Regions from separate parts of the Homo sapiens genome. Here region 1 is linked to region 2. Evidence: chromatin loops called from intact Hi-C (ENCODE). Cell type or tissue: endothelial cell of umbilical vein. All regions are shown on one strand. Each heading gives the region's core, and the rest is flanking DNA. Links, peaks and the distances in the headings are about the cores only. Region 1 overlaps GRM1 (glutamate metabotropic receptor 1). Region 2 has its middle 16 kb from the start of RAB32.

Region 1 (4,407 bases), core at 112-4,111, 480 kb after region 2:
CATAAACTATGTTAGGCTGAACATTCTGTGAAGAGCATATAGAGAATTGTCTATGGATAGAATATTTTACTGCTGACAGATAATTTTGGATAAAATATAAGGTACAGAAAGGGAAAGCTGGTCAGGAAAAGCAGAGCTTGCTATGGAAACAGCTTGCTACCTCCATAGAAAAATTAAATCTGTTTTATAATTATTATATTTTATATAATGAAATATATCACTGCTCAATCTGAAAATATGGGAGAGAAAATATATGATGCTTGTTTTCCATTTCTTCTTCCAATCATCCAGAGAATGTAAATAATGAAAGAGTACTTTGAGTACTGGTAGATAATTCCATGACAGTTTAAGTGAAAAAGCTGATACTTTCATGTGAGAGTAAATCAGAACAAATCAAACATCCCTGTGCACCTTGCAAGGTATAAGACACATTGCTGACAGCCCAACAAATCATGAGTATCTAAAATTCAGGGGAATATCAAGGTTCTGTAATTTATTGTCCTCTATTTAAGCAGGATTTAAATAATCTATATTAAGAAGTATATCTTATTCATTTTTTATCTCTCATAGTCAATAACTGTTGGATTTAATTAAATGTCAGAAGCAAGTCTTTAGTTTATTGAGATTTAGCTCAGACTGGTACTGTGTAGCTAAGCAAAAAGTAGAGGGTTTCTTTGAAAGTCCTACAAATGGTATTCTCCATACATTATATGGAACCTCCTTATCTCTTCAGTTAAAACTGAGGCACATTCATATACTAATAATATCACGTACATAGTGGTCCCAAATTTGGCTGTGCAGCAGAATTACCTAAGGAGGAAGGGGATTATAAAAATATGAGTCCCAGAACACCATTCCCAGCATGTTTTGCAATATCCCCAGATGTTTCTAATTGCATGCATTTGGGGATCACAGGTGGGGATGAAAGAGCCCTGGACCAAGAACTGGGTTCAGAGATCTGCTGTGCCACAAAAAAACTCACATAACGTTCAGCAGGATTCAGTCCATCAGTCCTTTATTCATCCTTCAAGCATGCATGAAAAACAAACTATTATATCTCGGTTTTTAACTTCCTCATCTGCAAAATGAGGTTCCTGGAATAGATAATCTGAAATCCCTTCAGCCTCTAAGTCGATCCTATAATCTACATTATAATCATCCCACCTACATTTGTCATATATGCCTTACATAAAGTAATTTAAATCAGTTTTAAGCTCTCTATTGAATTAAATTCTGCAAATATATATTGAAAAATATATTATGACCAAGCATAGCACAAAATCAAAGTTCTGGAGACATGTTGGGCAAAACCTTGTACAAAATATTGCTTCTTGTATTCTAAATTCTCAATAAGTATTGTGAAGTGAATGATTTAAAAGAAAGAATAAAAAAATAAAATTTGCTAAACCTATTTGAGCCTTAATTTCCTAAATGAAATAAGCTAGGTACAAAAAATTACTTTTTAAACCAGGGGTATAAAAGAAGTTTCCATCTGAAGGCTAATGATGGATAACTGAGAATGGTGCTGAGAACTATGTTACAGAATCTGGGAGAAAGGGTACCGTAGGTCAATTAGCAATGTCTAGTCACATATTTGTCTTTCCTGTTATAAACATAAAACCCCGGGGTTTTTTTATTTCAAAAATGTATACTTCAAGCTTTTGGGGCATCAGGCATTGTTCTAGGTTCTGGAAATATGACGGTGTCCTGTTAGTAGGTGAGTATAACAACAAATATGTAAAGAATTGCATAAATGAGATAATTTCCAATAGTAGGAAATGGCACAAAGTAAACACAACAAAGCAACAGGATAGAAAGTGAAAGGGGAAGGGTTATACTTTATATAGAGAAGGGATTCCTGAGGAAATGATATTTGAATTAAGATCTAAATGAAAAGAAGCAGCCAGCCACAAAAATAGCTGAAGAAAGTGGATTTCAGCTGGAGGAAACAGCCAACACCAAGGCATTAATGAGGGTACATCCTTCATGTGCTCAAGGATGGCAAGGAGACCCATGGCTGAGTGGGATGGGATAGGTGATACCAGATGATACTAGGCAGACTCACCCTATACATTTGCAATGCTAGACACACTCTTTACCCCTTTCTCTCCCTAACTCCCCATCCTTCTCCCCATGGGAAGGGCTGTGAACACCTGAGTCTGATTTCCAGGCTCCAGCAGAGCCTCCACGGCTGGGGCTGGGCATCTATAGGTTTTAAAGCTCCCTAGATAAATGTAATGAGCAGCCAGAAGTGACAACCAGTGCCCTAAACAAAAATTAAAAAATAAAAACTTAAGTTATAAACAACAGAGAGGCTGAATTTATGGCCCATAAATGACTAAGAAAATGGAATGTAATAAAGTAAATATAATATTGAGGAAAGTTTGGTTACAGAAATTGCTCCCAATCTCTAATTCTTTCCCTCAGACAAATAAAGAACATGTTTTCCTCACAGCCTCACAACTCTGATTTAAAATTTAAAAAAATCCTACTTTGTAATGTCAATTTATTTAAACTAACATTTTCAGCCTATGTACAAGGAGTTGTAATAAGTGCTATATAAATCAGAAGAGATATAAGATATATCCTACTCTCGAGAAAGTTACAAGCAGCATTACAAATATCTGGTTTCAGCCTTATGATCTTGTTGACATGACTTCAGCCTCCACCACCCTTTGCAACTGGTATTTTCTTCCCAGTGCCTTTTCAAATCGCAACCTTGTACAGAGTAGAAGCCATTAGTTTATATAAACCAAGAAGATTATATAAGGGTGCTTGGGAAACAGTAGTGATGATGATTAAAGATGATTCTCAGGAAACTTCAGGAAATGCTATACATATGTTCATAGCTAAAATCCACTAACAATTATGAAATAGGAATAACCTTTGATGTCTTCCAACTGGCCTGTGAAGGACTGGCTCCCCGCTGCAGGCACTACTCTGTCATGACCCCCTAACCACTTATCTGAAAATCTTGAAGTCATAACTGATCATAGCTTTAAGTGCTATATTTTCCAAAGGCATTACCTTTTAACAGGAGCATATTAAACACTGCAAATTTTCCAGATGCAAAGCAGTCAAGGGATGGGAGCAGTTAGATGCCTAAGAGGCTCTCAGTCTATTCTCTATATGAATCTTCCTCTTTTCCCCTTTATCAGTAAATTATGTGCTAGCTCCAGTGTAGGTCTCTGAAAAAGACTTAGGATGAGCACTGTATCATATTTACAGATGGAGGGGAAGTCACTTCCAATAGAAGCTAACCACTGTAGGATACACAATATCAGACCACCACCTTATTAGCTTATGTGTGTATGTTTATGTATTTTATTGAGTTCTTATTATATGCTAGCCATTATCTTGTTAGCTGCATGAGAAGTAAGTACAATTATAATCTCTGGTTTGCAGATTTGAGGAGTAGGTTTAGAGAGTCTCAGTGACTCACCTAAAGTCACACGGCTCTAAGATAGGGTAAGAAAGCAGATGTGTCTGAGTCCAAGTCTCCTTATTAACCACTAATCCCCCTCCTTCATACCCAGACTTTTTATTATGTGTCTGCTTGAACTATAACTACAAATGGAGGAACCAAAATTTAAAAGGCTAGTAGCTCTTTTGGTAAGCCAAAGTCACTGGTAGACCTTCCCAGGAAGGGTTGATTGCAACGCTCTGTTATGAAACCATAGACTCTATGTATCCTCCTCACTGGATCACAGGTTCACAGGTCATCAGCTTTATTTGGTCCAATCAAATGAGCCTAATACCGGAATTCCTTCCACAAAAGCAAATGAACAAACAAACAGGAATCTCATAGGCATATGCCGTAATCACACTAGGGACTAAGTAAGAGAGGCTGGCTTCTGCATGAACTAACACTACAATGGAAAATTAATTGGCAGTGTGTAGATTCTGCTTTGGAGAATGAGCAGCTAAGAGTATTGTCAAATTTCAAAATGCAGTAAACTCCCATTACTAATGCCCTGGAAATTTCCAAAGAGAAGATATAGCTTTTCTTCCCCTCCCCCCTCTTAAAAATATCCCTTGTTTTTAGAAATATGGATATGTTTGTTTCTTTTAATTATAGAATTGTTCTAAATACAGAAGAAAAGAAGGCATGTCTTTTTATCATCATTTCCAGGAGTTACTGTGTTTGAAGGTTTTTCAAGGATCAAGTGTGCTTTAAAACAAATCAGTGTGTAGCTACTCTTACCCTCTGACAATGCCTCCCTCTATCTGTTACTTGCAGCCAAACAGGAGCAAGCTTTAGAGTAGAACTGCCTTTTCTAGAGAGACACACATTTTCTAGAGAGACACACATGAAGAAAACAGAAAAGGAAGACCCAGTGTGCATTTATTTTATCCTTTTCTGAATTGGTAATGAGTTGGGCTATGTCCTTCTGGTTGACAAGAACA
Region 2 (4,407 bases), core at 316-4,315:
TTGACTTTTCATTTTTGCAATCATATTTTTTATTTCTAAGAACTCTTCTTTGTTCTTTGATAGTTCTTTTTTCAAATAGTGTGTTTTATTTTAAACAAAAAAATATTTTCTCATATTTCACCGAACCATTGATTGCTTTCTCTTTCTCTCTTTTTAAAGTTTTTTGTTCTGCTTTCTATGCTTCTCTGTTTCTTGGAGTTTTTTACTCTTTATTATGTCTCTGTCTTATATATGGGAGGCTATCCTTAAATGCCAAATACTACATTGATTCAAGAGTGAAGCACTATCATTAACTGAAAGTTCTGTGAGCATGGCAAGGGATTATTGCCTGGTAAGTTTTACTGCAGGATAGCTGGAAGGGAGACCCGCCTACTTTGTTGCCCCACTCCATGTCAGTATCTATAGATCTTTTAGATCTTTCCTCTTTGGCTGCTCATTTTCTCCAGGAAAGAATCTGAGTCTCCTTTATGAGAGAAATAAGCCTGGTGTCTAGCTAGAGGGCATGGAATTCTCAATGTTCAGTACACAGCCTTTCACCCACTAACCCTCTATCAGTATGGTACTTTGCCCTTCATTGCACCCTACTTGATGTCCTCTCCAGTGCAATTCTCCCTGATAACAACCTTATGTATTTTTTAGGAGTATGAATGGGTAGTAGTCTGTTGTACCAGAATGCAGAAAAGGTCTCAGCAAGTAATTGAACTTAATAGTGACTTTAAACTAACTCTAAACTGTGGAGAGTCCACCTTACAGTCTCCATTTGCCTTCATTAGAATCTGTTTGTTCAGTTCCTGAGCTTTTCTAGGTTTGCACTATAAATTCCTGCTATGGTTTGGCTGTGTCCCCACCCAAATCTCACCTTGAATTGTAATAATCCACACATGTCAAGGGTGGGGCCAGATGGAGATAATTGAATCATAGGGGCAGGTTTTTCCCATGCTGTCCTCATCATAGTGAATAAGTCTCACGAGATCTTATGGTTTTATAAATGGGAGATCCCGTGCACAAGCTCTCTTGCCTGCTTCCATGTAAGATGTGACTTAGCTCCTCATTCGCCTTCTGCCATGACTGTGAGGCCTCCCCAGGCATGTGGAACTGTGAGTCAATTAAACCTCTTTCCTTTATAAATTATCCATTCTCAGGTATGTCTTTATTAGTAGTGTGATAACAGAAAAATCCAATTCCCTTGTTTCTTATAAGTGTCTCATGAATGCCTAGACTTCTGCAGTCTCATCTGTGTGTCAGTTACCACTGTCTGTATGCTTTCCACCTTCAAAGTACGTGTAGCTATTTCTCATTTCCTATTGTTCCATCTCCTGGCCTAATTTGATCTTTTGAGTTTGCAACTTTTTAAATTAATCTCTTGTCATGTTACTGGAATTTTCAAAGCAAATGATGATAAACGCATGTGTTCAACTTACCATATTTAACAGAAATCAGAATAATATTTATAAAATTAAAATCAAATCATGCCTCAACCCTGTTTAAATCTTCTCAGTGACAGAAGATCTCTAGACATATTTATCTTGTACAACTGAGACTTTATACTCACTGAACAACTCCCCATTTTTCCATACCCCAGCTCATAGCAACCACCATTCTACTCTCTGAATCTATTAATTTGATTATTTCATATACCTCATATAAGCAGAATCATGCAGTACTTGTCCTTCTGTGACTGTGTTATGTCACCCACCGTGGTGTCCTCTAAGTTCATCCATGTTGTTGTAAATGGTAGGATTTTCTTCTTTATCTTTTTTTTAATGTCTATGCTTTAACTGCAGTTAGAATATATGCCCTGATTTCTGCACAAAGTGATATATAGATAATATTTGTAAACATGCAGATGTGTAAAATATGCAAAAATTAATCTTACTTTAAGAAGCTATTGAATACTTACTGTGTGCCCTGCAGAGTTCATTGCTGTGTATGTGTGTGTTTTCTCAATATCTTCTGTTTGAATGATCAACTTCTCATTTTTCTTAGGTTTCTATAGTAATGTGATTAAGAACAAAAGCAGAAAAGTGCCCCTATTAGTAACATGATTTTAAGTAATTATAAATACCTTAAATATATCAGGCAATTACATTTTACAATAATTTTTTACAGGTTACGTATTCTTACCTAACTATTTCCATTGTAATTCTATGTTTATTTCACATAATTTGCCACAATTAATGTAGAAAAGCTTGGCAAAATATAAATGGAATTCTAGCCAGTATGGACAATTCTGTTTATTGCCTTCTGTTTCTACATTGTGCAGGAGAATCTTATATTCATGATATCAGAGAGCCAAATATGATTATAATCTCTTTTCAGTTTAGGATATTATATTTTATATTGCATGCTCTTTGGGGAGGCCCCACGGTGGTGTGCAGGCAGGATGCATTTTTTTAAATTATTTATTCACAGAGCTAGTTGACCAAATCTTCCAGAGAATGCACAAAGGTCAATTTTACAACTTATTCTTATATTGATTTGAATATACTTTTTGGATCTGCTAAAGGCCATTTTTGAATAAATTTATTTTATTTATCTGCAATATGATTTTCATGTCTAAAAAAGTCATTGCAATGTTTATTCGATTGCCTGGAAATTTTGAAAGGAAATAGAAAAAATGGGAGAAAGAATATTTAATAAATGCCTCTTTTCTCTCTAAATCATTCAAGAATATAATTTGGCATGTGAATATTTACACATCTTAGTCTGTCATGTATGAATGTCTTCATGGCTTTATGGAGTCATGTATAGAATTATATGACTTGGGAGGCACATTTCAACACAGATTATAATCATGTGTTGAGACTTTTATTTTTATCTGTTTCAAATACATTTTGAAATGTTAGTTGATAAACATATAGCCCCTTTAAGAATAGCAGCTGCTGGGTGTAGTGGTGCACACTTGTAGTCCCAGCTACTCGGGAGATTGAGGGAGGAGAATGCTTGAACCTGGGAGGTGGAGGTTGCGGTGAGCTGAGTTTGCGCCACTGCACTCCAGCCTGGCGACAGAGTAAGACTACGTCTCAAAAAAAAAAAAAAAAATAGCAGCTGCTTGTCTAGTTAATATAGCCCTATGAGTAAATCATGTCTAGATACTAGTTTAGTGTCACTGTACATAATATTAGTTCATTTTATTTAAACACTTGTTGTGTGGTAAATATTATTTTAAACCCTGTACATGTATTAATACACTTAATTGAACATCACTGTAACATGGGTACTTTTATAATCCATATTTTATGGATAAAGGAAAGGAAGTTCATGATGATACTGACAAGAGGTAGTAACTCCCAGACACAAACCCAGACATCCTATTTTAGAGTCCTTGCTCTTCACCAGTCTGCAATGCCACAGATTCTGGCCCTCATCAGTCAGTAGCTTTAAAGAGATATGTAGACTAATCTCTATTATCCAGGCATAACAATTTATAAATTGGAACTGTTTGGCCTCAAGAGGGCAAGCTTTGCAAATGCAAGCCTGCTGAGTAGTGACAGCAAATGTCCTGGAACTCATAACTAATTTACCTAGGAATTTCCTTGTAGCAAAAGAACATGAAGTGTCCACAGTGTATTGTCCAGTGTATGTGGTTATGGCATTTTGGGTCAGTGGGAAGATCAAGGGGGTTTCAAGATTTGATACACATTATTTAAATGTGTGTTGAAGGATTATACATCACAAAATGTCACAGTCAAAATTTCCAGGCTCTGACCTTTTGAAAACAAAACTGTTACCAAGTCGGTCTAGGTCGAGGTCCTGTTGCTTGCTGCAGTCTAGGTACTGTTGCTTGCTGCACAGAAAGCCAGTCACTGAGACAAGTATTGCCAGGAAAGAAGGCTTTAATCAGGTGCTGTAGTTAAGGAGACGGGAGATCAGTCTCAAATCCATCTCCCCGACTGACTAAAATTAGGGGTTTATATTGTAGGGAAGAATTGTAAGCATGTGTGGGAAAACAGGAATTAGGAAGGGGTAAGGAAGAGGAGTTGGTTAACAGGAATCAATTAGTCAGGCAATCATGACAGGTAAGGCACCTGTGCTTTCATTGTCCAGATGCAGTGATCTGGTAAGTTTCAGTTCCTTGATACAATATGGGAGGCCTGATGGTTGGTTCCTGAGAAAGGAACTCAGATAAGACAAATGTAACTTTCTCAAGTTTCAAGAGTGGGAGGATCAATTTTTATGCTTATTCAAAATAGACCATAAACATCAGTTCCATGGGACACTTGGGCCAGTTTTAAAACCATGAGGCCAGACCCAGCATACTAGTCATAATTGGACAGATATATTCTGAAAAGAAAAATAAAACTGAGTTAATAATTCCCTTTACCTTTTACCAATTTGGTACTAAAATATTTCTGAACACCTGTTCTATCCCAGGAATTGTTCAACTAGAGTATAAAGTGCTGAATA

What was found. Peaks named below come from ENCODE experiments on the same cell type or tissue, not always from the same donor. Only the 100,000 strongest peaks of a DNase experiment are listed, where the experiment ranks them.
Region 1: a loop joins it to region 2, with 3 times the contacts of the local background. A loop is called at or near these places in 9 of 110 quality-filtered maps.

Annotation. Positions count from the first base shown.
Region 1 is chr6:146,050,190-146,054,596 of GRCh38, reverse strand. The region is part of intron 1 of GRM1 (glutamate metabotropic receptor 1); the gene reads right to left. Among named protein-coding and RNA genes, the nearest start is that of GRM1, 23 kb to the right of the region's middle. In endothelial cell of umbilical vein, for the core only: no CTCF peak of the experiment used is centred there; no DNase peak of the experiment used is centred there; H3K27ac peaks cover 532 bases.
Region 2 is chr6:146,525,438-146,529,844 of GRCh38, reverse strand. No RefSeq gene overlaps it. Among named protein-coding and RNA genes, the nearest start is that of RAB32, 16 kb to the left of the region's middle. In endothelial cell of umbilical vein, for the core only: no CTCF peak of the experiment used is centred there; no DNase peak of the experiment used is centred there.